Regions from separate parts of the Mus musculus genome. Here region 1 is linked to region 2. The links are chromatin contacts, found by POLR2A ChIA-PET in ENCODE. All regions are on one chromosome and are shown on one strand. The core of a region is the stretch at or near the end of the contact, and the rest is flanking DNA. Distances in the headings are between cores, read along the strand shown.

What was found. ChIA-PET counts read pairs that join two places held with the same protein, here RNA polymerase II (POLR2A).
Region 1: POLR2A ChIA-PET joins it to region 2 with 15 read pairs in Patski. The contact joins the promoter of Pank4 here to the promoter of Prxl2b in region 2. POLR2A ChIA-PET finds 5 or more read pairs at or near these places in 2 of 5 experiments (Patski and embryonic stem cell).

What each region holds. Positions count from the first base shown.
Region 1 is chr4:154,962,777-154,965,476 of GRCm38, forward strand. Pank4 (pantothenate kinase 4) reads left to right here and starts at 1,347. Exons shown (of 20, transcript NM_001305804.1): 1 at 1,347-1,493. The coding sequence starts at 1,370. It overlaps Gm42363 (a long non-coding RNA gene), which reads left to right and starts at 1,501. Exons shown (of 2, transcript XR_881640.3): 1 at 1,501-1,693; 2 at 2,250-2,537.
Region 2 is chr4:154,897,656-154,900,355 of GRCm38, forward strand. It overlaps Prxl2b (peroxiredoxin like 2B), which reads right to left and starts at 1,388. Exons shown (of 7, transcript NM_025582.3): 1 at 1,288-1,388; 2 at 821-1,025; 3 at 473-524. The coding sequence starts at 1,350. Gm52690 (a long non-coding RNA gene) reads left to right here. Exons shown (of 2, transcript XR_003955190.1): 1 at 1-395; 2 at 776-2,700.

The sequences.
Region 1 (2,700 bases), core at 97-2,596, 65 kb after region 2:
GCTTAGGCGATTCATAAATGCCCTCCCTTCCACAGAGCGACCAGGGCCAGGACTGACCCATTCCATTCAAACTATGAGCCTGGTAGGTATGGGCTATTGTCTAAGACAGGGTGTCCGCTTTAAGGCAGGCTATAGGTTAGTCAAGTTCACAGGGCTCTCCAAAGGCAAAACCCATGGAGCAAGAAGTGGGAAGGTGTGTCTACATGTCTTCTGAAGGACAAAGTCATAGATGTGGCTCCCATCCCGACTTGGATCTTTCCCATCTAGAAGTTCATTAGCCACCACCCCCCTCTTATTCCTATCCACTCTGCCAGGGACCACCTGAGGACCCTTCTGTGACCCACGTATAGTAAGCAAGGACAGAGAACCTCATCTGCACTCATTTAGCTTACCACAGGAGCAGCAGAACTTCTACAGATGGGGAGGAGGCCAGTGCCCTTGTGGAGTGTCCTACACACAGGCCGGGCATACTCCACTTACAGGGACTGAAGTTGCTGGGTCACCTCACTCTCAGGAGCCCTGCCACTCTGGAGCAGGCTCTCCCATTCAGAGTACACCCACTCTGTTGGCAGGCACATACAAGGTTGCCTCCTCTCGGAATCAATGTAGATAGATATATGGCAGCTGAGCCTGCGCACTGCCTCAGTCCTGTGCTCCAGGAGCCTGGCAAGTCAGTGAGCAACTGCCTGCAGACAGAACCTTGCAGAGAGCGAGGTATTAAGTTACACGATGGCCCTCTTGGAGGACACAGTGCTCTCTCTCAAGGGACTTAAATCAACAGGAACTCCAGATCACCTCCACTTTGAAGCCCGGTCCCCTCTTCCATGCGCCCTCTCCCTTTCCCTCCTATACTTTGCAAAGATTGCTGTTAAACTGCCGATCTTCCCCAGCTGCAGACGCACGACCCTATTCATATCCCTTCCCCCTGGCTGGGCATTTCTCGAATGTAGGGTCTTTAAAACTACTCCAATTAACATGGGAGTTTTAGAATTGAAGGTCCCACTTCTTTGGGAAACCAGGATGGTGGGTCACCCTAGCAGAAATTACAGCAGCTTGCAGGGCCAGCCTCACAGCAAGGAGATATGAAAGCACGATCGCCAAAATCAACCCAAGTTAGCATCTAGCCAGCTCAGCGAAAGAACAATATTCCAAAAGCTTCATATTGGTAGTTTGGAAAATAACGGCCCTCCCTTCCCAGTCCTGGCCTCTGGGACACTTGCTTGTCTAGGACGGTCGGGTGGCCTGGCCTCCAGCACAGGCGGACGGGGGGCGGAGACTCATTAGCATAATTTATGCACGCGGTCGTTTAGCAGTCAATTATATGCGCATATATTTCCATGGCTGATGAGGCTGGCCGGGCACTTTCAAAATGGCGGAGCGTGGAGCGAGTGGCGGCGGGAGCGGCGGGGACAGTCTGGACAAGAGCATCACGCTGCCCCCCGACGAGATCTTCCGCAACCTGGAGAACGCCAAGCGCTTCGCCATTGATATAGGTAGACACGGACCGGGTACTCAAGAAAGTGGCCGGAGCAGTGGGCGCGGGCGGCCAGCCAGCGGGGGCGGCGGGAAGGACGAAGGGCGGGGGCGCGGGCCATGCGCACAGCCTCACGGGTCGCCGCACAGCCTCTCGGGACTCATAGTGTGCGCGGCGTCAAGGTGCGGGACCGAGCGGGCTGTGGGACTCCAGCTCCCGGTAGGCGCTGCGCGGTTGGAGCGGGGCACGTCGGGCCTCGTAGTCCGCGCAGCGCCGGTGGCTCAGTGGAGGGACGGGCGGGGCGGGTGGCCTCGGGGGTCCTCATCTGCTCAGAGTCCCCCGGGATGAGGCTGGCCATGGCCCCGCGGCGCACTCCGCCGGAGTTCCGGCTTCCCAGTGAGCTGTGGAGACGTTGGGCCTGGACACTTGTCGAGCGCTGCAGCGTGGACCGTGGCTACGGCCGCCGCCTCCTGCGCGCCTAGGAGTTCACCTTCCTGCCGACCCGCTACAGGCCCACCTTAGATCCCCTTCGCGCGTTGGGCAGCCTCATGCCCACTAACAAGTCCTCGGGGGAGGTTCTTTCATCGCCCTGGTGTGCAGATGCGGAGACCAAGGCACAGAAGAAGGCTAGCTTTCTCCGTGGTCTCTCTATTCGTAGATCCAGGATGGGAGCCGGCCAACGCTCCCCCTCCCCCTCCCCCACCCCTACCCCTGTCCCCCAAGCTCTCTGCTCTGCATCCTGTTATTGAGGAGCTTTGTACCCAATTGCTTGCAGGCGTTTCCCCGCGTATCTCTTGATGCCAGCATTGTCAGTGAGGCCCCACACAGCCGGGCAGCATCCGCAGTCTTGGACTTATCTCCGTGAATCAATGGGTGTGCTGCTGGCTCTTAGCCTCCTTGGAAAGCCTAGGTTGTTAAGAGACTGTGAAGAATCTCGTTACTTCTGGAATATTGAATAAGTCCCCCACCCTCTTGCTTTTGGGTTGTCTCTCTGACGTGTTCTTCCTTGGGAGGAATGAGGAATGGAAGAGAAAGTAAAGATGGCCTGCTGGCTTGTCCTGTGTTCCAGCTTTATCAAGGGCTCAGGAGGGTGGTGGAGTGGGCCAAGATTCTACTAGCACCTGAGATAACTCGGTGACTGGCTGTATATTAGTTTAGAAGTGATGAGCTTGCAGCCCCAGCAGAGGGGACTGTCCACAACCTGACCTCTCCAAAGGCCCCAAGGC
Region 2 (2,700 bases), core at 138-2,637:
TTATCTAACCCAGGGCTCAGGCAGATCAGCAACCAGTCTAACTAGGCTCTACACAAGCCCTGAGAGCCCCCAGGTTGAATACAGCTAGCCTTGGGGGCCCTGGAGAGGTGGTGTGGAGTGTGGGGAATGAGCTCCAAGCTGGGTGTGCCCAGGGATCTCGCTTAGCCGGCACTGCCTATCATGACAGGCAGTCTGTGGCAACAGAGGACTGCAATGAGCCATGGCTAAGGCACTGGGCTCCAAGGTCCCTCCTGTTTATGAAATAGCAGACTTCTGAGGACAGGCCTGCCTTGGACCAACACCCATTAGAAGACTCAAAGAAGGGCTGGCTGAAGCACCAGTGTCAGTTTCCATGAGACAAACTGGAGAGCAGAGCAGATGGCAGTAGCAAGAAGGTACATAAGAGAGCGGTGGCCACTCTGTCCTCCTGTTGTCCCTGGTTAGACTCATGCCCACAAACAGTCACACTTACCGCTTGAAGCCCAGCTCCTTATAGATTTGCTTGCTCTCATCAAGGTAGAGTTCTAGAAAGGAAAGCCACAGCTATGTGCCCCAGGCTTCCTACAGTCTGTCCCCTCCACTTACTGTATCCAGCTCCACCCACCCAAGCCATGAGTAGCAAGGCAGGATTGAATGTCACCACTGCTTAAACGGGAAGGGCAAGAGTCACTGGGACTTTGCCACTAGGTCTGGGCACCAGCCAGGGCACAGGCTGAAGGCAGGGCAGGGAAGAGCTGCATATGCTGACACATGAATATGTTCTTGTTGGGCCTAGAAAGGGAGAGGTCAGCCCAGGCTCTGAGTCCGGGAAGAGTCGCACCTCCTGAGAAGTAACCACCATCCAGAAACTCCTGCAGGCCCAGGGCCTCAGGCCCCACGCCCACCAGGCGCACATCGTGTTGGTCCAGGATGCTCCGGAGGTTGCTGAGGTCCTGGGCGATCCAGCGGCACACCATGCAGCCGAAGCGTCGCAGACCGGCCACCACACAAGCTTTCTCCTGCCATAGGCTCCGCAGCTCCACAGCCTACAGAATGGATCGGTCAGGGGACATGGGCTCACCAACCCCCTATGCCCGGCAGCCTCACATGTCCCGCAGCGTGCTGCTCCAAGATTCGCAGCTGACTGGTCCTCCTGATGGTTCCTCTGTGGACCATGAGCTGTACCCACGCCCAGTACGCGAACTCATAGGACCCCTCAGGACCTCCACTCCAACCCATGTGAGTTGCCAAGGCTCTGGGCCAGGTATTAGGGGAGGCGTTCTCCGCCCTGCGCGAGCCAAATCTCACCTCCCCAGTCACTGCATGTTTCAAGACACACGCTCCTACGCGACCAAGGTCCACCACATTCATGGCCTCCTCCGTCCCTTTCTGCTCCACGGTCCCTTCTCGCAGCCTGGGGAGGCTCACTCTGTCCTGCGCAGCCTCTTCAGCCAGCCTATGCCCCGCCCATAATCCCGCCCCAGTCCTGGTGGGCACCACCTCCAGGGGGTTCAGGTCACATGACTGTGCGCTTGTCTCGCCCCAGGCTCCGCCCCTGATATTAGTATACAGGCACACCCTCTCTCCAAAGAGACAATCACTGCAGATCTCTTTGCCTAAGCCTAGGTTGTTCTCATATGTATAAGCTTATTAGCCAATGGCGTAGCAGGTAAAGCTCAATGGACAGTCTGCAAGCGGTGCGCCTGCGCAGAATGCGTTTGCGTGGCTCTCTAGCGTTTGCGTAGCTCTCCACTAGCATCAGGTGGTCCCTAGTAGTGCAGCAGGGTGGTAGAATTAGAGCCAAAAAGTTGAAACGGGGAATCGAACTCACAAATCACTAGTGTGAGGAACAGTAGGGCAGCCGGCACTTACAGTAGTGAAAGGACCAGCCTTTCCAAGTCTAAGTTCCTGCTTTGCATTTTCGCGAAATCCTATTAACTTCCATCGTAAAGTACCATTTCCTGCTGTGTGGATGTCAGTTTTTAAACTACGGGCTCTCATGTACAACAATCCAAAGGAGATAAACAGGAGCTCGCAGTGGTGTGTCCCTAGGAAGAGTAGAAGGCTCAGGAATCCACGTGTTCTGTCCTTTCCTCACTAAGTAAGCCCTGTGATGCTTTCTAGGGCCATGTTCAAGCATCTGACAGATGTAGAGGCTAGGAAAGGAAGAGAGCCACCACAAGATACCTAGCTGAGGCTGAACAGCCAGGCAGGAAGTTAGGAACCATACATATCACTGTGTCAAAAGGAGAAGCTAGAGAGATGGCTCAGTGGTTAAGAGCACTAGCTGCTCTTGCAGAGGGCCCACGGTTTGGTTCCCAGCATCCCTACAGCGACTCACAATCCTCTGCAAGTCCAGCTTGAGGGCATCTGATGCTCCCTTACGGTCTCTTCAGGCACCAGGCACTCACATTGGGCCCAAACCTATGCAAGCAAGAGTAGGCTGGGGAGGTGACTCGGTAAAATGACAGAGACCTGTAATCCCATGTCCTGGGGGAAGCAAAGGCATGAGAATCAGCAATAGACCTTGTCTCAAGAAATACGATTGAGAGGCACTGAGTAAAACACTCAACCGCTGGACTCCCCGGGCACACACAAGTGCACACAGGTGTGCAAAGGTACATTTTAAAAAAGGAAAGAAAATAAAGTTGCAGAATCAGGAGGAGCTGGTCCTGTAGAGCAACTGGTCCTGGAAGCACCACCAGAAGAAATCCAGAGATG